Regions from separate parts of the Homo sapiens genome. Here regions 2, 3, 4 and 5 are each linked to region 1. A link is a loop called in an ENCODE intact Hi-C map of the cell type or tissue named here. Cell type or tissue: Calu3. All regions are shown on one strand.

Region 1 (5,000 bases):
CTCGAAAACGTTTACAAAACTCACTGAAAGCATAAACAAAGATTTTTTTTGTACATTTAAAATAATTTTAGAAAAACTATCACATATGACTAGGACATACATTTACTATGAATCACAGCTTATATGTACAGCAAATGTACAATCCTTTTAATTTGTCTTCAGTTAATCTGACCTTTCTAATCTCCCTAGTTTTCATACACTAGAAATAAAAATAACTTTGTGTCTTACCTTATTTAAGATCTGATGATGACTGTCCTTCTTGGAATAATAGCAGTCTCTCACATCCCAGTTAACCAAATACAGACTTTGGCCTCCAATATCAAGGATCCCCCAAGTGGAGAAGAGATGTTAACAAGCAAACAGTGGAGTCAGAAGACACTGGGCCAGAGATGTCAACCCTTAAACTCTACAATGATATCCGTCCCCCTGTACACACTTCCCAGCCAGGGAAGGAAGAGGTGGAAGAGAAATTGAAAACTAAGCTTTATTTTTCTAAACAGATGAAATTGAAAACTAAGCTTTGTTTTACTAAACAAATTGAGAAATAATAAAAGGTAAATTAACAGAGCTGACATGGTGGCGCATACCTGTAACTCCAGCTATTCAGGAGCCTGAGATGGGAAGATCACTTGGACCCAGGAGTTTGAGACCAGCCTGGGCAACATAGTGAGTCCCCATCTCTACCAAAAAAATTAGAAATTAGCTGGGCATGGTGGTGCATGCCTGTAGTTCCAAATACTCAGGAGGTTAAGGTGGAAGGATTGCTTGAGCCCAGGAGTTTGAGGCTGCAGTGAGTTATGATTGTGCCACTGCCGTCCAGCCTGGGTGACAGAGCAAGACCCAATCTTAAATATGTAAATAAATAAGTAGTACATTATCAGATCAGACTAAAAGTCATACCAGATGGCAATAAAAGTTAATGTCTCCCCTCCTTGAGTGTGAGTATTCATTAAGGAGAATAGATTATTTTTAAGCAAAAAAAGAAACTATATTCAAGGCCATCTTCATGGATGTACAATCTGCACAAGCTCACAGGGTCCTATGCTCAGAACAGCCCCATATTTGATTTAATAATCTACTCTCATCTTCTTGAAATTAGTAATTTTTTGATAGGGGCCCCCTTATTTTTATTTTGCATTGTCCCCACAAGTTATGTAGCCATGCTTGACTATATTTTCTTGTTTATTTTTCTTGCTTTTTTCAAATTATGATGTGAGTTCAACTTGTTATCCCACTAAACACAAGCCAAAACCTTGTATTATTTCTCCCTCCCTTTCTTCTTTCTTTTTCTCTTGAGAATTAACATACAATTTAGTTTTCTCTATGTAGACAGATTTTGTGTGTGCTTCTTTGACACTTTTCTTCTATAGTAATACATTTAGAAAGACTAATCTAAAAGAAAGATACATAGATGATAGATAAAACAGGATAAAGATAGTTAAAGTATAAAGTTGAGGCATTTGAAATCAACAGCTGGTTTGCATTCTGCCAACATGGAGTTTCCAACAGTCACAATCTCCATGAAAATGGAATGACAATAATCATTTCCAGTTAGACCCCAGAGACTAAAAGTGTATTTCCATTAGTCTAGCCAAAACCAGTCTGCTCTCCAGATGGGCTGTTCGGTTGATGACTCAGCTTGGGGATAAACCTGAGTTTTTTATAGACTCCATAGCTGGGTCCTAAAAAAAAAAAGTAAAATTATTAATATGCAGATATATGAATGACATTTTCATTTCCTTTCTTTTCTCTCATATCAATTTTTTGCATTCTACTCTGCTCTTTTTCACAGACACATTCTTTACTCCCACATTGGAGTCATTTGTAGTTCCGTTATGCAGAAAAGAACAGCCTATAAATAAACTTTCTACTACTTAAAAGATTAACTTTTTTATTATACTTTAAGTTCTAGGGTACATGTGCACAACGTGCAGGTTTGTTACATATGTAAACTTTAATCTGCAGTGAGACAAGAATATAATAAATATAACCCATAACTTAGTTTACTACATGTGAAAAATCTCATTACATTTTTCTTTCCAATAGCTGGAAATGATCTAATGTTTCAAATAATATAGGATATTTCATAATGCATTATCTTGTTAAAGGAAAGTTTCTTGGTTGGAAATGCATTATAAGCTTCTTACAGTAGCAGCAGCTACTGTGTATTAATATTTACAGAGTGCTTTCTGTGTGCTAGATGTGGACTATCTAATTTAGTTTTGATCATGACCATCAATATCCTGATTTTACGTATGAGCAACCTGAGTTACATAACTTGGCCAAGCTCCACAGCCAGTGAGGAGTCGGGCTGGGATTTGAATCACATAGCCTAATTCTGAGTTAGGGTTGTGAGGACACTGAACTCCTCTGAGTCAGTCTTCAGGGTCAAAAAAGTAAGCAATGATAATAATTGTAAGAAGGCACGTTGTTTACACATCAAAGTCAAAGGATTTAGCAGGTGGGTCACTTGACTATTGAGTCAACCTCCCACATCTTTACCATTGAAGTTAAGAAAAAAGGATCATTTCCACATGACTGCATTTTGGGTTTCCAGTTACTAAAAGCCCTTTCTCTTCCTGTATTTCTGGTACAGCCTGTAGCTGGTACACAAACTCCAGTCCAAAAATTCCTTCTCAGATCATTCTGTCTTCTGTACAGCAGTTGGTAGCAGTAGTAGTAGTATTTCACTGATAAGAAACTATCACTTAAAAGAGGCAATTACTATCTTTGAGGTCACTTAATCAATAAGTGGTGGAGGCTTGATTCAAACTCAGATTTCTCTGGCTCCCAAGTCACTATCCACTCTGCTCCCACACTATAATGAATCCTTAGCAAATACATACAAATGTTTTTTCCTTCTTATTGGCTAGCAATGTTTCATGGCTTTTGCAAAAGAAAATAATCATGATTAATCTCAATCTTCATTTACTGAGTATAATCTTCAGCACAATGTAGCTAATACATTGAACATGGCTTGTCAACATCCCCCAAAAAGTATTGCCCAAGGCAGTTATTTCTTGTATTAAAATAATAAGAATGTGAGAGCCATGGCTTTCTTTTTTAAAGTAACAATGATCTACGAATTTTCATAGCCACTCTATGGAAGATATTGCAAATGAAGTACAAGGAATGTGATTAAATATATTATTGTCCTTTATACAGGGATAATAGTGTTTCCTCTAAATGGTTCCAACGATCTCTCTGTTCTTCTCCAAATCATCTAAGACCTCATTACTCACCCTTTGAAAGGTAGTCTAATTACTGTTGCTTTGAAACTGAGCCTGTAACTTGCTTGTAACCAAAAGAATGTGACACAAATCATTTGTGATTTGTGAGACTAGGTGGCAGAAGATGGTGTAGCATCTGCCTTGGTAGCTGGAACACTTGTATTGAAGCCCTGGGCTGCTGCCTCAGTGGGCTTACTTCCCTGAGACTGTCATGCAGGGAGAACGCTGAATCTAGTCTCCTTGGACAGGCCCTGAGATTATTATATAAAGAAAGAGCTGCCTGGCCAGCCCTCAGCTGCTCCATCCTCCATTTTCAGCTTCAGCCACCATTTGACTGCAATTGCAAGTGATTCCTGTAGCCAGAACCACCTGTCAGGAAGAGATAGATTTGGATATATTTCCCTGCAGAGGTCTTGGTGACAGCAGAGTGGTGGTCTCCTGATTAGGATGTGTGAGCAATGAGAAAATGGCTGTACGTTTGTTTCCCTCTGCTTCTTGTACTTCGTAACTCCTAAATTTCTTGCCTAGTTCTCAACCTGGGCTTCCAATCCTCCACCCACTCTGAGTCCTTTACTCCAACACTCTTAGATGCTTCTATAAGTTCCTCTTTCATAAGTCCGCTCATCAGTTTCTCTTGCTTGCAACCAAGGACTCAACTGCTATTCCTCACATTTAAGCTTTTAGAGGCCTATTGATTCGTATCAGCATACTCACATAATCACCTAGTTCTGTTTCTGAGTAAAAGGATTAGTTTAAGGTGCCACTTAGTCATCACTTTTAGAACTGTATAAAATTTTTGGCTAAGTACCTAAATTATTTTCTCAAATTATCAGATGTCCTATAAGAAAGCATTTTGAATGTTTTCATAAAAGTATTCATGTTTCTATAAATTAAAAGACAATACAGGTTGCAATTAGGTGTCACTAGATTAAAAAAAACAAAAGACAAATTTCATTCAACAAATAGAGGGTGAAACAGCTTTGCTTAGTTAACATTCATTCCCAGAGCTCTTTGTGTGTCACAATGAATACATAAATAACAATACAACTTTCAATTTACAGAAAGTCAAGAAAGCCTAATCTTTGGTTTGTGAATGTGGAAGAATGAAGGAACGTAGACCAAACAGCAGATATAGGTAACACATACATTATTGAAGGAGTTTTAGAAATAGTAGTGTTAGATTAGTGATTCTTTAAACCCAGTGTTCAAGTGAATGTAAAAGGGACATTCCAGGGGACCAGAAGAAAGCTGTGTCCATGATGCTCCCATGGTGCTTTCCCGATCTTTCAGGTCCTATTTTGCTCTCAATCTGTCTCACATCAGTCTGGATCTTGTCTATGCTCAGACCTTCAATAGAGTTTAGCAATGATGTTCATTCAGCTCATCTTATGATTAGCAAAAAAGCAAAATGCTGAAAACAAATGCTCCCTGTCAATTAGGGCTATTTTGAAATGGTAGAACCACTCCATCCCTAAGAGATTTTACAGAAGCATGCTAGTCCTTGAGGTAAAGCAACTTTCCTGCTGCAGTTGTGGCCCTGGTGTCTTCTCTAGAATGGATCTTTTCCCCAACATGTTGGACTAACCAAGAAAAGAGAGCTAGAGAGACCGTATGACACAGCAGTGCTCCAGTCTTGTATCCTTGGTATTCGAGTATAATTCTTGATGTCCACCAAATGCCTTAGCATAAAGAATAAGCACTTTGAGCTAACCTGTAATAGCACAAGCTATCATTTTTTGTCATAATTTTACTAAGTGCTAGCTATTGTAC
Region 2 (5,000 bases), 100 kb after region 1:
GAATACACTGAAGGAAAATCCTTTAATTTCTCAGCCAAATAATACAGAGTTATGTATACCCAGGAAACTAAGACCTGATGGAACTACCAGAGACTTTTCCTTTCTCAGCCTGGGCTAGTCCCCAAAAAAACACATTTATTAAAGTGTATTCTCTTCCTGGCCCATGGATACACTGAGATAGACTTTCTTGTATGTTGAGAAATGATCACTTGTCATTTTCATTCCAACATCTTTAGTTTAATCATAAATGTGTCATTGAAGACATGTATAAAATGTAGGTATAGCTCGGCCGAGCGCGGTGGCTCACGCCTGTAATCCCAGCACTTTGGGAGGCCGAGGCCGGCAGATCACGAGGTCGGGAAATCGAGACCATCCTGTTAACACGGTGAAACCCTGCCTCTACTAAAAATACAAAAAAAAAAAAAAAAAATTAGCCGGGCGTGGTGGCACACGCCTGTAGTCCCAGCTACTCTGGAGGCTGAGGCGGGAGAATGCCGTGAACCCAGGAGGCGGAGCTTGCAGTGAGCCGAGATCGCACCACTGCATCCAGCCTGGGCGACAGAGTGAGACTCCGTCTCAAAAAAAAAAGAAAAGAAAAGAAAAAAAAGAAAAGAAAAAGAAAGTAGGTATAGTTCTATTGGTTTCTTATCAAAAGCAACATTCCTCTGCCTATTATTCCCAGCGGTATCTTGCCATTTCCATCTTATCTTCCCATGAGAGTCAAGAAATGATTTTATTTCTTTAATGTGCTAAAGAATACAGCTAGTGCAAAGGGCTTGGAAAGATTGCAAGAGAATAAGAAGCATCTGCATATACAGAAGGAGATAATTTTTAAGTAAATGAGTGATGACATTTGTAATTTAAGTTTTCTCCTTCAGCTTTAGTTTTCAGGAATAAAACACTGTGCGTGTAAGATTATAAAGGCCAGACCGCCGATGGAGGTTTGGGGCACTCCTTCAACCACTCACAAATTGGACAGTATGTTTTGATGGAGCGTGCCGTCCTTTATCAGGTATTTCAGGTTATGAGGAGAGGCTACAAGCTGTGAATCAACATAGCTAATCGAGACAGAATTTGTGTTTTGTGCTTCATGGATCTTTTTTACATTCATGTCCACTTAAAGAAGGCAGCCAGCTCCTTCATTCTTTTAACCTCACAGGAGGTTTGTGCTGTAGGACAGAAAGGCTAATTATCCAGCAGATGATCTGCCTTCCTGGCACTCCTTGAGGGAATTATGCCAGATAGGGGAAAGGGAGACATGTGCCTTGTGGAAAAGAGAAGGTGGGAGGGGAGGCATGCCCCAGAAGTCCAGGATGGGAAGAGAGATCTGCAGACTCCCAGGGAACCTACAGCTTTCTCCTTCACAGCATTGCAGGAGGTGAGCGGAGTTTTGGGTTAGGTGGGAGGGGTGTGGCTGCCTAGTATGCCTGAGGGGCTGGAGTTTAGGCTGAGTTTCACAGCCTTTGCAAAGTTTACTGGGCTTCCAGATGGCACTAAAACCCAAGGTTCTCAGATTTCAGTAGCCCTTGTAAGTTTAGACAAGGCATCTCAGTGGTAACCGGATGAGTAAAAGACCCCCAAATGCTTTGGTTTTCATAAGATGGGTGTGAGTGAGAGAGCACCAAAATAAATTCAGATTGAATTATCACGGGATTTGAGCTCAAAAAAAGATCTAAGCTTACTTTAAATAAATACATTTGATTTCTCAGATTTTTTTACTAAGACTTATATTTATTTTAGTTCGAGTTTAGTTTCTCATTCTGAGATTTTCCCCTAAAAATGTAACTAACTGTCCCTGCCAACAAAGGCAAATAACATTTTTGTCCCAAAGAAAATACAAAATGCAAAAAGTGGGGAGAATTGTATAAGAATACCTTTTTAAAATACTGTTCTTTTCTGGGTAAACATAATACTTGATAAAAACTCAAGGAACTATCATTATTATGTAACAGGCAAATTTTTGCAATATAAGAATTAGGGAGGGGTGTGTAGATTTTAACATCCTTGTACCTGCAAGTGTGCATGGCAACAAAAGAATAATGTTTGGGTTTTTATGATGTGAATCAAGAGAGAGCCTCATGGCTGAATTATCCAGTGACATAGAGAAGTTATTGTTCACAACCTTTTATGTTAGGGTAACAAGGAGATGACAGCCAAGACCTAACTAAGGTCATACCACAATTCCTTTGGTTCAGTGTTCTAGCCACACCTTGCTGTACCTCAGTTCTTCAACAAACAAGGTGTGTGCCACCTTGTGGTTAGAAATTCTCAGCAGATAATTGTTCTTTTATTCTAGCTTATCTAGAGCTAAGTTCAGGACAGACAAGTATTTCAGACATCTCCATTTTAAAGCAAAGTCAGGTTTTTCCCTTGAGATTTTGCTGCTCCCGGCATTATGCTGTGGATCCTACCAGAGCTCTAGTCTCAAGCTTTGTTTCCTGTCCCAAGAGCTCATGACCCCTCACATTAGCAGATCCAGTACTCACTCACTCCTCTGGATTGCCTTCTTATTTTATATTTATTTATTTATTTATTTTTGTGAAAGAGTGTCACTCTATCGCCCAGGCTGGAATGCAGTGGTGCAATCTCTGCTCACTGCAACCTCCGCCTCCCGGTTCAAGCGATTCTTGTGCCTCAGCCTCCCAAGTAGCTGAGATTATAGGCGTGCACCACCACACCTGGCTAATAATTGTATTTTTAGTAGAGACAGGGTTTTGCCATGTTGGCCAGGCTGATCTCAAACTCCTAGCCTCAAGTGATCCGTCCACCTCCGCCTCCCAAAGTTCTGAGATTGCAGGCATGAGCCACCACGCCAGGCCTGGATTGCCTTCTTATATCAAGCTTCTAGATTCCCTTATTTTTACTTTCCTACCATAATTTAAAAAATTGTTAAATTGTGTTGAGATTTTTCAATGTGCTTTACCAAAAAAGGTTTTTCTGAATATCAAATCAACCATTTTGACCCCATTTTCCATTTTCTGTCAAGTACCTCTGAGCCAGTCTTTTGCCTACATCACCACACCAACGTTAATGCTAAAAAGATAATTTTCAGAAAAAGGTGAAATCATAACCCTCATTCAGATATGAAAATGAACATGTGTTAAATAATTTTACTTACATAATATGAGGGAGCCACGGAGATGTTATAACTGATTCAAAGGAAAAGTCAAACAGCGCTAATTTATCTAGAGCACAGAATGTTGAAATTAATTGGAAATGCAGACAAAACTGATTTTTCCACATTCATTTAGATCACTACCAAACTGGACACAGAAAGTCAATTAATGTCACTAACAGACAAGTCAGAATTTGTTTATCAATTACCTACCACTTACAAAGATTTGCAAAACAGCTCAAAGACAATGAGCAGGGGTAGAATTTGATACCCTAAAAGAGTTGTCAGACTATGTTTAGTTGCCCACTGAAACACAAAATTTTTTTCATACACTGATCTTGTCAAGGCCATTAATGACTTCTACACTGAAAAATTCAGTGTCATTTCTCCATAATCATCTTGCTTCAGTTATTAACAGCTTTTGATATAGCTAATGACTCCCTTTCTTTTTGGAAAAAAAATTATTTGCTGTCCCCTTTGCTGATTTCTCTTTATTTTCATAAACTCTTCTCCACCAGTACTCCTTGTGTAGGTGACTTCATCTGATTCCAAGTATTTAAATACCAACTATATGCTTAAAAAATTCCTAAAATTATATCTTCAGTCCCAACATCTCCTGGATACACCTGACTTATACATTTTTTGGCTTACATCTACTGTCAAGTTGCCATCTTAAATTTCTGCTATCTGAAACTGGACTTTGATTTATTTTAGTCTACCCCTTTTCAACACACACTCTCTCACACACACACACACACACACATGCAAACACCCACACCCACACACACACACCTGATCTTCATATAGTTCTAGCTACTCAAGAAAAATCTGCAGAGTCATTCTGAATATCTTCAAATTGTCCCTCCAGGTTCATTCTCTTTTCTAAATCCTGATCCATGCCAGCAAACTAAACTGAATGTCATCTCTCAGTAAACATCTTGCAAGTGTGTAATAGCCTTTTACACTTGCCTTTCTACAATCTATTCTCATATGCAAACAGAGCAAACTTTTAAAATGAATATCATATCCTGCCCTTTAGACCTTCTTGCTATTCCTTGAATATACTTAGAATATTCTTGTCTCAGGGTCTTACTTGCCTGGAAGGTGTTTCCCTTAGATATCCATTTTGATTTCTCCTTCACTACAACTCCATGAATAGATGTCACCTTATCAGAGATTTTCCTGACTCTCATATGAAAGAGCATCCTTCCCCTTCTCCACTATCATTCTCTATCCCCCCTACTCTACTACACATTACTTCACAGCACTTACCACCACTTTACATAATTTATATATCTGTAGTGTATTTATATTTGTTTAAGGTTTATTTGATATCTTTCTTTGTCAGAATCTAAGTTCCATGAGAGCAAGAACTTTTGTCTGTTTTTTTCCAGTGATGTTTCTGCTGTGTATATAAACATGTCTGCATCATAGTCACCCCATATGGGTGTGGAGTGAAATAAAAGATTGAATAAATGAATTGACCAATGATGCAGAATTTATGTTATGGCACACTGAGTGATACATGGTCAGTACTACTGTTATTTGAGTCCCAATCATTTTTCAACAGGAAGAAAAGAAGTTCCCTACATATAATCACAAATATAATCAAATACTTGAAAGATGTTCATTGGTCTCAATGTGACTCAAAGCTGAAACACAAAATCAGAGTTGAGCAACGATTTCTTAAGAAGCCAATAATGAGGAAACAAATCAGCAGGATAAACAAAGATCTATATAGAAGAAACTTCACATCATTGTGGGTTCAAGTTATATTTTCTTTGAGTCAAAAAGCACAGTTATGCTATTGATAGTATAATTAGCATCTTGTTTAATTCATAAAATTGCCTTGAATAAAGTAATGATTGCCTAGTGAATTTCTAAG
Region 3 (5,000 bases), 320 kb after region 1:
AGACCTTCAATTAGAGAAAGGACAAGAAGAGAACGTGGGAAGACCCACACTCGGGCCCACTTTGGTTAATCCTCCTTAGTTTCCTTGTAAACTATTAAGGCAGTTAAATTTTCAACTGCTTGAATTTACCTATTTCAAAGATTCAGCTTTTCACTTGACTTTGATTGGTCACCAAGAAAATATAAGTATTATAGCCATGTTATTTTCAAAGAGGAAAGCATGCCAGTCACTAGAACAGTGAGTGGTATGTAGCAGGCACTCAGAAAACATGTGTGATATGGGTTGATCTGAGTCCCTGCCCAAATTTCTTGTCGAATTGTAATCCCCAATGTTGGAGGTGGGTCTGGTGGAAGGTGGTTGGATCATGGGGACAGATTTCTGCCTTTGGTGCTGTTCTCATGGTAGAGTTTTCATGAGAACTGATTGTTTAAAAGTGTGTAGCACCTCCCTCTCTCTCTCTGGCATCTGCCCTGGCCATGTAATATGTGCCAGCTTCCCCTTCACCTTTCACTGTTATTGTATGTTTCCTGAGGCCTCCCCGGAAATGGAGCAGATGCCAGAACCATGCCTCTTGTACAGCCTGCAGATCCATGAACCAATTAAACCTCTTTTCTTTATAAATTACCCAGTGTCAGGTATTTCTTTATAGCAATGCAAGAAGGACTAATACAATGTGTTAAACTAATTACTGGATAATGCAATTCACAGAGGAACAGAGAATCCTTTTACTTGGGACTGGCCAGTTTCCTGTAAGTCAAAATTATGCAAATCCAATCAAATTTTCCATAAAGAAAATATTGTGATTGAATTTTAGATTCTTTATCATAACCTTGAAATCCATACAACCTCTGTAAAATTTTAAAAGATTGTGTCTTTTTTTAGCTTCAATGAATTGGAGAGTGAAGCATCTGCTTTAATGGGAAATTTCAAATTTCTTCAGCAATATCGTGAGAATAATCTCAGCAGAAGTCAATAGGAGACTCAGAAGCATAAGAATACCTCCTAGAATTTAAATATAAGAAAAACAAATTGAAGTTAATAGTCTTATTTTCTCATTGTAAAGTTGCCTGCTCATCTTACTGTGTATAAAATTGGGATCCAGTTATTCAAAATCAGTGTGTTTTGTGTGTATTACTCAGCAGAGTATTTACCAGGTTTACAAGTGTAGATCACACATCTAAGTCAAGGCCTGCCTTATCACTTCTGGTCACCAACTAATCCTTAAACTTTTTTTATTCTAAAAATAATTGGGAGTAAAACATCAACAAGTTAGCTGGACAACGTGTTTAAAGCTTTAAAACCTGCCTTGAAAACTGTGATAGATCAGTTTGAATGCCAGGACTGTCGATTCAAAGTGCCAAATGTCTGCTATAATAATTCCTAGCACATAGGGAGTTCTATGAGCCAGACTCTGCATCTCAAGCTCTTCAGAGATTTTAACTCAACCACTTTTCACAAAACCTTGTTTTTTGTGGAAGAAGTGCAATTACCTTCCATATTTTACAGGGGAGGACACTAAGTATCAGGGACATGCATTTTTTCCAGGCCCCATGGCTAACACATGGCAAAGCTAGGTCAACTTGGACGTTGGCCTTCAGAGTCATTGAACCATAACCCCTCCCCTCCTGCCTGGACAGCCCCAGAGCCGGCACTGCTGAGTCACAGTGACAAGACTTACCCTCTGGCCTTGAACAGCTCAAACTCTAATGGAGTAAATAGATAAATAAGCCACTGTGATGATAATAATAATAATAAAAAGTTAAAAATGGCAAGATAAGACCATGAAGCATGTGGTGTAACAATTCAGGGAGATGCCATAGCTTAGCAGATAAGAGCACAGACTCAGGACTGAGATGAGTCTCACTCCAGTGCCAGCTGCAGAGGCTCAGCTGCATCAGTCTCTCTGCTCTTCAGGGGTCTTAGCTGTAAAACAAGAATGCTCTTCGTGGGAACTCAGAGAATGGGCATGTCAGGTATTCAGAGCAGTCCTGTAGCCCAGAAAGCCTAAGTCAGTACTATCATGATCATGGAAGAGTAGATTATTGAAGCTGACTTAGAAGAACTGGAAAGACTTCTTGAAGGGCTTTAGATTTCAGCTGAGCCTTGAAACAAGAGTTGTTATTTTAAAACAGAAACAAAAAGGAAAAACTCCAATAGTCTGGATGCAGCCAACAAAGCACCTTCCAGACAACAGAAGCAGCTGGGAAATGAAACAACAAACAAACAAGGCAAAGCCACATCTCAGAACAGGGCATGTTGTATGGACTCATGTACTTGGAAAGTGAGGTTCAGGGAAATTCCAAGTGAATGGCAGGAAATAAAGCTGGAAACCTAAGGAAGGACTAGGCCCTAAGGCAGAGAGAGATTCTTTAAGTACCTCAGCCCATAGGGACAAATCATCGGTTTTCCTTTTACCTAAACGGAAACATGTTTCTTGTCTTAGAGAATTATGTTTTCTTTTCGGTTTATTTTCTATTTTAAATTTAAAATTTGAATTGTAAGCCTATAGGATCCCAAGAGTTCCAAACTCTATATTTTTCTTACTCCTTTAACTCTGCCTTCAGCATATGTCATGGTAAAATGTAAATTAACCTAAATCTATACAATAAAAATAAAATAAAAATTAGACGGGTAGGCTGTTATGTTTTCAGGGTGTGCGGTGTTTGTTTGCTGTTTGTTTTTACAGCTAATAATTCTGAACAAAACCAAAGCACATAAGCAATCTCAGCAGGAGATAAACTAAGCTGTCATAGAATCATAGTTTCAGTTATTGCATTAATCAGCATTAACTTCATGTAAAACTCGACAAAAAAGAAAAACGTTTGAGCTCCACCTTGTGGTAGCATATCTGAGCCAAGCTCATGTCTCAGGTTCTTTGTGCAGGAAAAGCATGTCTTAGTGAGCCCGCAAAAAAACCCTGCATTATTTAAAGAAGAAGAAGACTAGGAAAGCTTTGAAAAATTGTTCCAGAATGTGCAAATAAGGGCTGCTTATTTATAGGGTTTCTAATATTAGAAATATCACAGTGTACACTGATGGCCCTGGGACAGCATCCTGCCAACAGATGGTGTGTGTGTGTGTGTGTGTGTGTGTGTGTATGTGCGCGCGCGCGTATTAATTTGTGCTAATTACTAACATTTAAATATTATAGTATGTGACATAAAAATCAAGGTTTCCAGCTTCTCTTTAGACACCAGAAGATCTGGGAGCCCTGCGTCTGCAATAATTAGCTAGAACTGAGCATTGGATGCCCCCTAAAGATAGTGAATGTTGTCTACATTTTATTGGCTATAAACCGACAGAGGAGGCAACACAGAAGTGGCAACGTGCATATCTGTCAATACTTCTCCATCTTCACTGTACCCCATAACCTCACCCAGACGACCTAGGCAAGACACCATGAGCACACTGCCTGCTGTTTGAAACAACACAGAAAACCTGGTGTGTCATTGCTCTCAAACAACTTTTATTTTTAAAGACCTTTATGTTGCTTTGCTAAAAAAGTAAAATAAAAACTTTCCTTGATCTCACTGGCCTTATCAACATTAAGATCCCAAATGTTATCGCACCCACATTTTGAGTCCTAGACATTGGTACTATGCAAAATCTCATCTGATTATGTCTGAGAGTCCATAGTTTATGAATTGATCTATTCAGGCTGTCTCACTGTGTGGCCTGCTCTGTTCTCTTATTTCACTCCTTCAAGCCAATACCTGAGAAGTGCCTGCTGTGCCTGTCATGAGTTTAGCAGACTCCTTTGAAGTGGGCTATCACCAGTGCTCCCCAAACAGACAGCTGATGGTAGTATCACAGTGTTTTTCTACCCCATTCGCAGGTGGACTTGCAGGGCTTTATTTCCCGAGAACCAAAAGTGCGCTACATGTACTCCACCGTCTCAGAATCCCCACTCCATGAACAGCTCCACTGGATTCTGGCTGCAGTCTCTATCTGTCCCCACTGTACTCTAATCTCATCCATTCCCCTTCCCTTCTCCTACTTCCTCAAAGGCTACATCTCTGCATAGCCATGCAAATCAACTGCTGCAGTCAGATGGAGGGGGAGCCACCAACACTATCTACTTATCAGAAATTTCCCAGAAGATCTGAATTCTAGATCTGGGTATGATTTAATTGGAACTCTCACTAAAACTTATTTCATAAACTCAGAGAATTCTTAGAACAACACTGCCCAATAGAGATGAAATGCACACGACAAATGCAAGCCACATGGCATCTTAACTTTCCTAGTGACCACATTAAAAAAGAAACAGGTCAATTAGTATTAGTAATATATTTTACTTAGCCAAATATATTCAAAATAGTATTTTTTTAACATGTAAGCACAATGAAAAGATATTAATGATACATTTTACATTAGCTTTTTCCTATGGAGTCTTCCAAATCCAGCGTATATTTTACATCTCCATTTCCAGCCATGTTGCATGTGCTCAATAGTCACATATGGCTAGTGGCTGCCATATTGGACAGCTCAGGTTTACAGCACAGGAAGAAATTTTAGAATCATGTTATGCAACCTCCTTGTCTTACAAATAATTGAGACTTGGAGAGGTTACATAATTTCCAACAGGTCAAACAACTAATCAGTAGCAGAGACAGGCCTGAAACACTGGGCCATTAATGCTCAATCACATGCATTTCTATTCATTTAATCCTGCTTATCTTAAATTTGTGAAGCCAGTCTACTATTAAGACATTACCATCTAGAAACAACTAAGAATGTACCAAAATAATCCAAAGAGTTGTTTTTATTGGATATATAAATGATTAGGTTTTTCCAGTTGGGGGAAACCTTCTTTAAAAATAATTAAAATAATTTTTCATTAATAACTTTCTGAATTAGATCAATTAAAGTAATTCTTTTTTTTTTTTTTTTTTTTTTTTGGAGACAGAGTCTTGTTTTGTCACCCAGGCTGGAGTGTAGTGGTATAGTGGCACGATCTGAGCTCACTGCAACCTTCGTCTCCCGGGTTCAAGCAATTC
Region 4 (5,000 bases), 310 kb after region 1:
TATAGGTTAGGGCACTGAGGCACAAAGAGTTTAGTGGATGCCTAGCTGCACAGTAGTGACCGATAGAGCAGGCATTTGAAGCCTGCCCTGCCATCTTAGTCAGTGCACCGAGATATGAAGAGCATTTTTAAAGTGTGCTAGGCTCTTTCATTTTCATTACATGTCCACTGATATGGTTTGACTCTGTGTCCCCACCGAAATCTCATGTCGAAATGCAATCCCCACATGTTGGAGGAGGGACCTGGTGGGAAGTGATTGGATCATGGAGGTGGATTTCCCTCCTACTGTTCTCGTGATAGTGAGTGAGTTCTCATGAGATCCAATGGTTTAAAAGTGTGTGGCACTTCCTCCCTTCACTCTCTCTCTCTCTCCGGCCACCATGTGAAGATATGCGTGCTTCCCCTTCACCCTTCTGCCATGATTGTAAGTTTCCTGAGGCTTCCCCAGCCATGCCTCCTGTACAGCCTGTGGAACTGTGAGTCAAACCCCTTTTCTTCACAAATTACCCAGTCTCAGGTAGTTCTTTATATCAGTGTGAGAACAGACTAATACATCCACAGGCTGACCTAATCTAAAATTAGCAACACAAAGGAATGAATATTTATAATTGTATACAGTGTTATCCTTTGTGAATATTCTATCTTATCCATTCTGGACCTAATTAATCTAGTTTATTTTGGATGATTTGCTTATGGGAGTCTTGCTTTAACCAGGGAAAATATTTATTAATTCTGAAGAATGTAGTAAGTTTCATATCTTGATTTATATTTTGGCAGTTCAACCATGCACTGTGTGGGGGCCAAAAAAATCCCTAAAAATAATCATATGATATTGGCTAAGACCAAATGCAGCCAGTTATTTCTGTTGGTATGTCTTAATGAGGGAAAAAGGCAGAGCTGGATGCCTCTTCTTTCTTAAATTAAAAACAAAACAAAATAAACAAGCAAAAAAAACTTCAAGAGACTTCAAAGGTCAGTAGAAAGTTTTCGTTTAAATTGCCAATTGTACAATTTGAGGAATGCAAGTAAACTGCCCTCAAATAACTTTTCTAGGTATTTTTCAAAAAATTCTAAAGGGAATATTTGCTTTCTAGGCAAGGTTTTTAAATATTTCATTATCTAGGCTTAGATAGCTTGGATAGAATAGTTATTATTTTATATTCAATCTTTTACTTTAGCAGACTATTAGGATATGCTTGTTGTGACTCAGTTTTTTGTATCTACCATCTGTTGGTTTATTACCCAAATCTATAAGTAAACATCAACATAGGAAGCTTTACTGTCACTGAAGCTTTATTAAATAAATGAGTTTAATTGTGGATTGTTATCTGTGAAGTCAGGACCTGGGAGAGAAAAAAGCTACCAGCAACATTCAGACTGAGAGAGGCCAAAATACTAATTCATAATTAGCCTGGTACATATGAAGGATCAAAAAGAACAGGACTGTATGTCTGACCTCTGACAGGTATGTATCAGTGTACACAGCCACGCCAGATGATGTCAGGTGGTGTGCTGTGGTCTCAATGACTTGGTTTGAAGGAAGAATCACTTGTAGGTTGGACACTGTTTATATGCCTGGCTCAAGTTTGCCCTTGTAACCATTTAAGCGGAAACAAAGGAGAGCCAGATCTGCTAGTTAGTGTAATAAACCTCCCACAAGAAGAAGGGAGACTGGCCAACTTAAAATGCAAGGCAAGTTATTTTCATGCACTTGTAAATTACATTATGAATAAGTGTTGGGAAACATTGGGCTGATAAAAAATTTACAATTGATATCTTCAATTACTACATGAAGCAAATATGAAGTAAAGAACCAACCTGAATGTAATCACACTATAGATATTTCACATATTTCCACAACTGTTTCCACTAATTCTGACAGAATGTCCCCCATTCACCACAAATATGTTTGCCCTATATTAAAATAATAAGCTATTTAAATAACAAGCCTTGTGTTCCTGTATGCATAGAAAATGGTTCAATTCTTTCTGGCTCAAATCCTTTATAAGCAATCAAACATCCTACCCCATTGTCAATCTGGCCATCTCCTACTCATCTTTTTAGGTTTATACTTAAATGTCACTTTGATAATGGTTTATTCCCTAACCTCTTAATTGTAATTAAGTCCCCATATACATTCCCTCTTCAAATTTGCACATTTTATTCCAAGCATTTATAGCAATTTATAATTTTATGTGTGTGCTTATTTCTTTAATGCCTGTCTTCTCATTTAATATCTTTTCTACCCCTGTATATCCAGGCCCTACCACCATAGTAGAGACTCAGTATGTATACTTAATGAAGGAATAATGAATACATCAGCAAGAGAAATAAGAGTGACCATATGTTCCTTAAGAGAAGCAAAGAGCAGCTCCTGTTCCTGGTAAGCTCTGGCTGTATTTTGTTCCTTTTCCAAAAAAGTCTGTGATATTCCTTGTTGTGTATTTATAATAACATTCTTTTTTCTTGAGCCAGCTGGAATGAGTCTCCATTCCTTGCAACAGAAGTGTCCTAAGTTATAGCCAGAGGACGGGGGCACATTGACAAAACATAAAGCGGATATGATAATAACAAGGTACCATTCCAGCAAGAACATCTGAAGAAAGAAGCAGTGTTGTTTATCTTTCCTTCATCTATTCTGAAACTAAAATCCTTAACCAAATTTATTTCCGAAGTTTAACCCTTTAATAAACTGGCCTCTGACTCCACCTGGTGGAGATACATAAATCTATGAAAATAAACCAATCCAAATGAAGATTTTAAAGTCATCAGCTCTCTTTCATGTCTCAAAGAAAAAACACATATCCCGAAATTCAAATAGATGACCTTCTCGGATGTGTTATAGGCACTCAGAAGCCCCAAAGAAAAAATAGTTTGAGTTGATCATTTGACTGTTGCTCTCAGCCTTCATTTCTGCCTTTCTAGGTTGTGTCAGGCATTTTGACTGTCCAGGGGCCCTGCATATTCTATTTTCCTAGTTACTTGCTAAGGTTTGAATATTTGTCCCCCTCCAAAACTCATGTTGAAATTTAATCCCAAATGTGGCAGTATTGAGAGGTGGGGCTTTTCAGAGGTGATTGGGTCATGAGAGCTCTGTTCTCATGAGTGGATTAATCCATTCATGGATTAATGGAATAATGGACTAATGGATTAATGAGTTATCATAGGAGTGGGACTGGTGCCTTTATAATAAGAGGAAGAGAGACCTGAGCTAGCACACTCACCCTCTTCACCATGTGAGGTCCTGTGCCACCATGGGACTCTGCAGAGTCTCATCAGCAAGAAGCCACTTACCAGATGTGGCCCCTTGACCTTGGGCTTCTCAGCTTCCATAACTGTAAGAAATAAATTTCTTTGTAACTTGCCCAGTTTCAAGTATTCTGTTATAAGGAACTGAAAATGGACTAAGATACTTTCCTATTGGCTTCTGGTTAGTTTCTATCAATAAGAATTACTGGTAGAAGTTTGAAAGGTAGGAGTGGAGAGATGGGACCTTTTTTATTTTAGTTTCTATTGGCATTTTCCAGCAGCAAGGAACAATGGGCATTTCATCATCATCTTTTAGCATTTCCAGCACCCACAGCAAGGAGTCCTTTCACCTGCTTAGTAGCAGCCCTTCAGTAATCCTAGCATCTATTTTAGGTGGTGTTTCATTTGTGGTCTCAGGACTGGCCCAGGTAGTTCTCTTCTCCATGATTCTGGACTCTGGTGATTCCATCACCTCCACGTACGCCTTCAGCCAGAAGGACTGTCGCTGTTCCCAGCAGCCATTTAGCATAGTTACCTAAGTGTAACCAAATTCCTGTATTATATTCACTTGTTTGAAAAACCTTGAGTGATTTCTGACCCACTTCTGTCTCAAGGCCTGAATATTCTGATTCAGATGAATTTCAGAAAATGGAAAAAAAAACTTAGTGAATAAAAAAGATTAAATAGTTTTTAGAAAACCATAGGAGACAAAAAAGCAACTGGAAGTCACACACACACACACACACACACACACATTCTTTTAACTTTATAAGTTATAATAAATTATGGTAAAAGAGTGACAAGTTTACCTACATGAATATTGAAGCCTTTGTAAAATCTTTAAAGAAAAAAGGGTACCAATACAACAGAAAATTTCAGACTGGAAAAATATTGGTAGTCATCGTCTTAGTTTGAGCATTTATCAATTGCATTATAGCAAAACCCTCCAAACTGCTCTCTCTGCTTTGATTGTCTCTTTTTTTTCCAAATCTTTTCTGCATATTGTCAAAGTTACATTTCTAAGGAGCAAATTAAATGCTGTCACTATGCTCTTTGAATTATCAGTCAACAAAGAGATTTTTTAAACTAATTAATTTATAATTATCCACAGAAATACATATTAAAAGGACAGTGAGGTGTCTGCTAACTCTTTACTCTCTTGGATGCAGCTTAATTTCTTCTTCCAGGGACACTTTTCTGACAATTTTGTTCTTATACAATTATAGCATTTTTTTTTCTTTTTTTGAGACAGGGTTTCACTCTGTCACACAGGCTGGAGTGCAGTGGCATGATCTTGGCTCACTGCAACCTCCGCTTCCTGGGTTCAAGCAATTCTCATGCCTCAGCCTCCAAAGTAGCTGGGATTACAGGCATGCACCTTCACATTCAGCTCATTTTTTTTTTTCTGTATTTTTAGTAGAGACAGGGTTTCACCATGTTGGCCAGGCTGGTATTGAACTTCTGACCTCAAATGATCCGCCCACCTCGGCCTCCCAAAGTGCTGGTATTACAGGCGTGAGCCACTGCGCCTGGCCAGTTATAGCAATTTTAAAAACAATATTCTAATCATGTCCTTTGCAGCAACACGGATGAAGCTGAAGGCCATTATCCTAAGTGAGTTAACACAGGAATAGAAAACCAAATACCGCATATTCTCACTTATAAGTGGGAGCTAAACAGTAAGTACATATGGACATAGAGGTGGGAAGAGTAAACACTGGGGACTACTAGAAAGAGGAGAGAGGGTGGGGG
Region 5 (5,000 bases), 72 kb after region 1:
AAACAAACAATAATATTAATATAATATTCAACTATCCTTAAGAAACTGGTCATACAACCTGTTTGTAAGATACATCAGGTTAAGCAAGAATTGTTGAACAAAATCAAAATAGTATTAATTTTGAAATTACTTGCTAAAGCTAGACTGAGAATTCACCTATTATAAACAAATCAAAGTGTAAGAGCTGTCAATGTAGATAATAGAAACTTTTAAGATAAGTTTGCTATAAAGTAATGAGTCTTTGGCAATTACATAGATACACACACGTACGTAAACTTATGAAGAATGACCCCATTTAAACAAGACTTAAGCTTCTGCTTCATGTTTCTTATTAAAATGTATTTTCTTATTAAAACGTATTTTGTATGCAATTTTCAAGAATTAAATGAAATTATTCAGTAGGCCAGGCGCGGTGGCTCATGCCTGTAATCCCAGCACTTTGGGAGGTTGAGGCGGGTGGATCACGAGGTCAGGAGAGATCAAGACCATCCTGGCTAACATGGTGAAACCCCGTCTCTACTTAAAAAAATACAAAAAATTAGCCGGGCATGGTGGCGGGTACCTGTAGTCACAGCTACGTGGGAGGCTGAAGAAGGAGAATGGCGTGAACCCAGGAGGCGGGGCTTGCAGTGAGCCAATATCGCGCCACTGCACTCCAGCCTGGGCGACAGAGCCAGACTACGCCTCAAAATAAATAAATAAATAAATAAATAAATAAATAAATAAATAAATAAATAAAATTATTCAGTAACTCACCTTCTGTTTTGAAAACATACTGACAAATACGATCCAACTTAGCTTTCGAATAACACTTATGAATAGCCATCTTGATTAGTAAAAGGTTTGGATTTAAGACTTCTTTCCTTATTACTTGAAATGCAAACATGAGGCATTACAATTGTGTTAGTCATTGTAGTAAATGTAGAATCAATATCATTAACAAAGCCACTGTGGTGATATATGGACAGGTTGTGTTTATTGTTCCCTAGTCAGGTTCTTAATGAACCAACCTCTTAGTCTCTGTGGGTTTCTCAATATTCCAGAGAAGTGACAAAGCCACTGGCCACCTCAGGTTTCCAGAATATTCTGCTGTAAGGCAGGCCAAACCAGATCAGAGCAGAACAATAAGCTCTTCTTAGACTTCCTAACATAATGATAATAAATTATTTGAATAACATCAGCGCCTTTAGCATACAGTGATTGCTATGAGATCGAGTAAGATTTTGTTCTCAAATGCTCACCATGGGAATGAGGAAAAGAAATGACCTCATATTTGGCATGTGCTAGAGATTTGGTAAACAGCTGATCAGAAGAGTAATTTAGAAGAAGAGATAATCATATGGGAATTAGAGTCAAATGATCAAAGTTCAAATGTCAAATTAATCACTGAGTAGTATGATCCTTACAAAGTCACCTATTTTCTCGTGTGTGTGTGTGTGTGTGTGTGTGTGTGTGTGTGTGTGACGGAGTCTCGCTCTGTCGCCCAGGCTGGAGTGCAGTGGTGCCATATCGGCTCACTGCAAGCTCCGCCTCCCGGGTTCACGCCATTCTCTTGCGTCAGCCTCCCGAGTAGCTGGGACTACAGGCGCCAGCCACCACGCCTGGCTAATTTTTTGTATTTTTAGTAGAGACGGGGTTTCACCGTGTTAGCCAGGATGGTCTCGATCTCCTGACCTTGTGATCCGTCCTCCTCGGCCTCCCAAAGTGCTGGGATTACAGGCATGAGCCACCGCACCCGGCCAAAGTCACCTATTTTCTCTAAGTAGTTATTTCCTCATCTGCTAATTGGATTTATAAGACCAATTGTGAAGATAATTTTTTAGAATTATACAAGATAATGTCTAATAAATGTTTAATACAGAACCTATATGTAGTAGATGAAAATTTTGGAGGTGAACCCTGAAAACATTGTGTTACATCTTCAAAAGTTTTTTTATATAGTCATATGAGCATTTCATCTTCTACTTTTTTTCTGGTTTACTCGTATTTTGCAAATGACAAGACATGCATCAAATGCAACATAAACACAAATAACCAAGCAGATGGAGTTTATGAGAAAAGAGAAGGTGAACGGTGATAAACATTTTCTACCATTATTAATGCTATAGTACTTAAGTGTTAATAATTTACCATTGACCCAACTTATTATCTAGCATTATAAAAAGTTTTATGTTAAAAAGTTATAATATGTGTCACAATAGGTCTTATGTTATACTTTATTAGGTTTTCATTTGTTTGATTGACGTACTGACGTATTTGACAATCAAAATCTATAGTTTGGGGGCCAGGCGCCGTGGCTCACACCTGTAATCCCAGCGCTTTGGGAGGCTGAGACGGTCGGATCACCTGAGGTCAGGAGTTCAAGACCAGCTTGGCCAACATGGTGAAGCCCCATCTCTACTAAAAATACAAAAAATTAGCTGGGCGTGGTGGCCGGTGCCTGTAATCCTAGCTGCTCAGGAGGCTGAGGCAGGAGAATCGTTTGAACCTGGGAGGCAGAGGTTGCAGTGAGCTGAGATCACTCCAGCCTGGGCAACAAGAGCGAAACTCCATCTCAAAAAATAATAATAATAATAATAAAATAAAAAATAAAGAAAACACAACGTATAGTTTGTATTTAGGTAAAAGCTACCATTGAGGTATGGATCCTCACAGAAAATGAGTTTGCACCTAGAGTCATGCTGTAGTTAGCAGGTGACAGCTCCCTCTCCTGGCCAAGAGCATAGATGAAACCCTGTGTATCTGACCATACTCCTAAAATCTTTCAGAGCTTATCTTGTGGATCTGCAGGTGAGAAAACATCTAGGCACAGAACACACATATGCATATACATGAGTTTATGCACACACAGAAACATACTATCCACATTTTCATTCCTGTCCCACATACATAGGCTTGACAAATGCTGAGGATATGAAAGACAAGATGATACATTTGAAAGGTACCCTCTCCTTGTGAATAGAAGTGCAATCCAGGGAGACATTAAATACAGAAATCTGCATTCAAGGCTCCAAGACTATATTTTTACTTTATCAAGGCATGAGGTTTTCAGGAATAAATAATATCTACATTAAATTTAAGTGCAACTGATTTTTTTCATAGACTTATTTGTTTCTGTCAGATTATTCTTAATTTCTTGAGTTATTAAACTAATATTTATTAGATCATACTCTGAGTCAAGTAGTATGCTAAATGCTAGGAATACAGCAATGAACCAATCAAGTGAAATCCCTGCCTCTGTAACAGTAGAATTCTAGGCGGGGGAGATAAATGTTCACATTAATTTGTACTTCGTCTCTGAAGTTTTCAACTTGCAAAACATGCACAATAATTAACAGTGAGTTTTAATCATTACTCCAGTGAAGTTTAGAAATGTGAGTTTTGATTCTCTCACTGTTACTTAGAATAAAAATAGTTGGCCTATTCCTTAGTAAATTTGTGACTATTTCTGGCTTCTTACTGATGTTTGTAAATAAGTCAAAAATGCTAATAGGTAGAAATATGAAAATCAGATATTGCATTATGAAAAATGTGAAGATCAGTGGTACTATGGCATAGAAGTCAGTGAAAGATACATCTATGTGAAAGAACTTACTGCCATTTTTTTAAGAACTTGATCCTTTTCCAGTCACTCCAAATATGAACCGTTTCTATCACTAAATTTATCATTCTCATTTACAGGGAATTATGGAGAAGTACTAAATAAAGCCCGATTTGAAAAATTCCCATAAGCTTTGAATGAGCAGGAAAAATTCTCAAAACAAAGAAAAATCTCTCTGTAGAGATCTTGCACAGGCCCTGGTGTTGTGTTTAAGGTTACCTTCTGTTAAAGCTCTGTTTTTAAGCTACTCAGATTAGATTTTTGAAGCCATAAGGTAACTTTTCCAAGGCAGATTTGTGAGCTTTTATTTATTAAGTCAAGAACTGTCCATAGAACACCATTGTTATCATTTAGTTTGAGGTGATTGTTTATTAACATCAGGCTGAAAAGTGACTTAGCACCCATGAGATCCAGGGTTACCAGCTGTTCTTGTTCACAGATACTGCACACTAAAAAACAGGTGTCCTTGACAGTTACTGTCTTTTTCTAGTATACGGGGCTTGTTGAGGTTTCATCCTACATAATGTCCCTCAGTTATAAGGGGCAGAGATTTATGGTTAGATAATATGGTTGCAAGGATGCTCTAAGCCTTTCTTCTCTCTATAGAATGATTCTGACCAGAAAATAAAGATACTCAAGAGAATGTGTGAGGCATATTATGACTTAGTAGTATAGAAGAAGAAAAACTAGCAAAGCACACTGAAGGTAATTTTAAAATGTAAACTGTCTTATATTAAGTTGGTGCAAAAGTAATTGTGGTTTTGCCATTGAAATTTATTACGTGGCCGGGTGCAGTGGCTCATGCCTATAATCCCAGCACTTTGGGAGACTGAGGTGGGTTGATCACCTGAGGTCAGGAGTTTGAGACCAGCCTGGCCAACATGGCAAAGCCCCATCTCTACTAAAAATACAAAAATTAGCTGGGTGTGGAGGCGTGTGCCTGTAATCCCAGCTACCTGGGAGGCTGAGGCAGGAGAATTGCTTGAACCTGGGAGGAAGAGGTTGTAGTCAGCCGAGATTGTGCCATTGCACTCCAGCCTGGGCAACAAGAGTGAAACTCCATCTCAAAACAAAACAAAAAAACACTAATTATTTTGCACCCAACCTACCAGAAAGGTAATTATATACAAAATACTAAATAGAACCTCAGAGATAATTATAACCAGTACTAGAAAATAAACAACTCTCTTTTCATACTAAACTTTATTATTGCTGTATTATCTATATATTTCTCCTCTTCCTTCTGATATTTTTATTCTCAGTGGTGTAAAGGAAATATTTCAAAACTTTTGCAGCAACTGTCTTTAAAGTTTCGACATATGTGAGAGATATCACATAGATGTTAAAGATGATCGTTTTGAACATATGTGATAGATAAATGCTGGTTGTCTCTCAGCCT

What was found. Peaks named below come from ENCODE experiments on the same cell type or tissue, not always from the same donor. Only the 100,000 strongest peaks of a DNase experiment are listed, where the experiment ranks them.
Region 2: a loop joins it to region 1, with 4 times the contacts of the local background. A loop is called at or near these places in 8 of 110 quality-filtered maps.
Region 3: a loop joins it to region 1, with 17 times the contacts of the local background. A loop is called at or near these places in 59 of 110 quality-filtered maps.
Region 4: it touches region 1 in a loop (9-fold over the local background); 29 of 110 quality-filtered maps call a loop at or near these places.
Region 5: it touches region 1 in a loop (8-fold over the local background); 104 of 110 quality-filtered maps call a loop at or near these places.

The regions. Positions count from the first base shown.
Region 1 is chr9:73,177,180-73,182,179 of GRCh38, reverse strand. No RefSeq gene overlaps it. Among named protein-coding and RNA genes, the nearest start is that of ANXA1, 28 kb to the right of the region's middle. In Calu3, no CTCF peak of the experiment used is centred here; a DNase peak (open chromatin) is centred at 2,339.
Region 2 is chr9:73,076,745-73,081,744 of GRCh38, reverse strand. No RefSeq gene overlaps it. Among named protein-coding and RNA genes, the nearest start is that of ANXA1, 73 kb to the left of the region's middle. In Calu3, no CTCF peak of the experiment used is centred here; a DNase peak (open chromatin) is centred at 2,244.
Region 3 is chr9:72,855,078-72,860,077 of GRCh38, reverse strand. It overlaps LOC124902181 (a long non-coding RNA gene), which reads left to right. Exons shown (of 2, transcript XR_007061578.1): 2 at 1-2,626. Among named protein-coding and RNA genes, the nearest start is that of LINC01474, 17 kb to the left of the region's middle. RefSeq lists an enhancer at 843-2,042. In Calu3, no CTCF peak of the experiment used is centred here; a DNase peak (open chromatin) is centred at 2,837.
Region 4 is chr9:72,869,491-72,874,490 of GRCh38, reverse strand. LINC01474 (long intergenic non-protein coding RNA 1474) reads left to right here and starts at 382. Exons shown (of 4, transcript NR_121181.1): 1 at 382-423; 2 at 1,336-1,464; 3 at 2,260-2,382; 4 at 2,475-2,763. In Calu3, a CTCF peak has its summit at 2,733 (motif pointing left); no DNase peak of the experiment used is centred here.
Region 5 is chr9:73,105,414-73,110,413 of GRCh38, reverse strand. The region is part of intron 2 of LOC105376081 (a long non-coding RNA gene); the gene reads left to right. Among named protein-coding and RNA genes, the nearest start is that of ANXA1, 44 kb to the left of the region's middle. In Calu3, a CTCF peak has its summit at 2,693 (motif pointing left); DNase peaks (open chromatin) are centred at 1,083 and 2,693.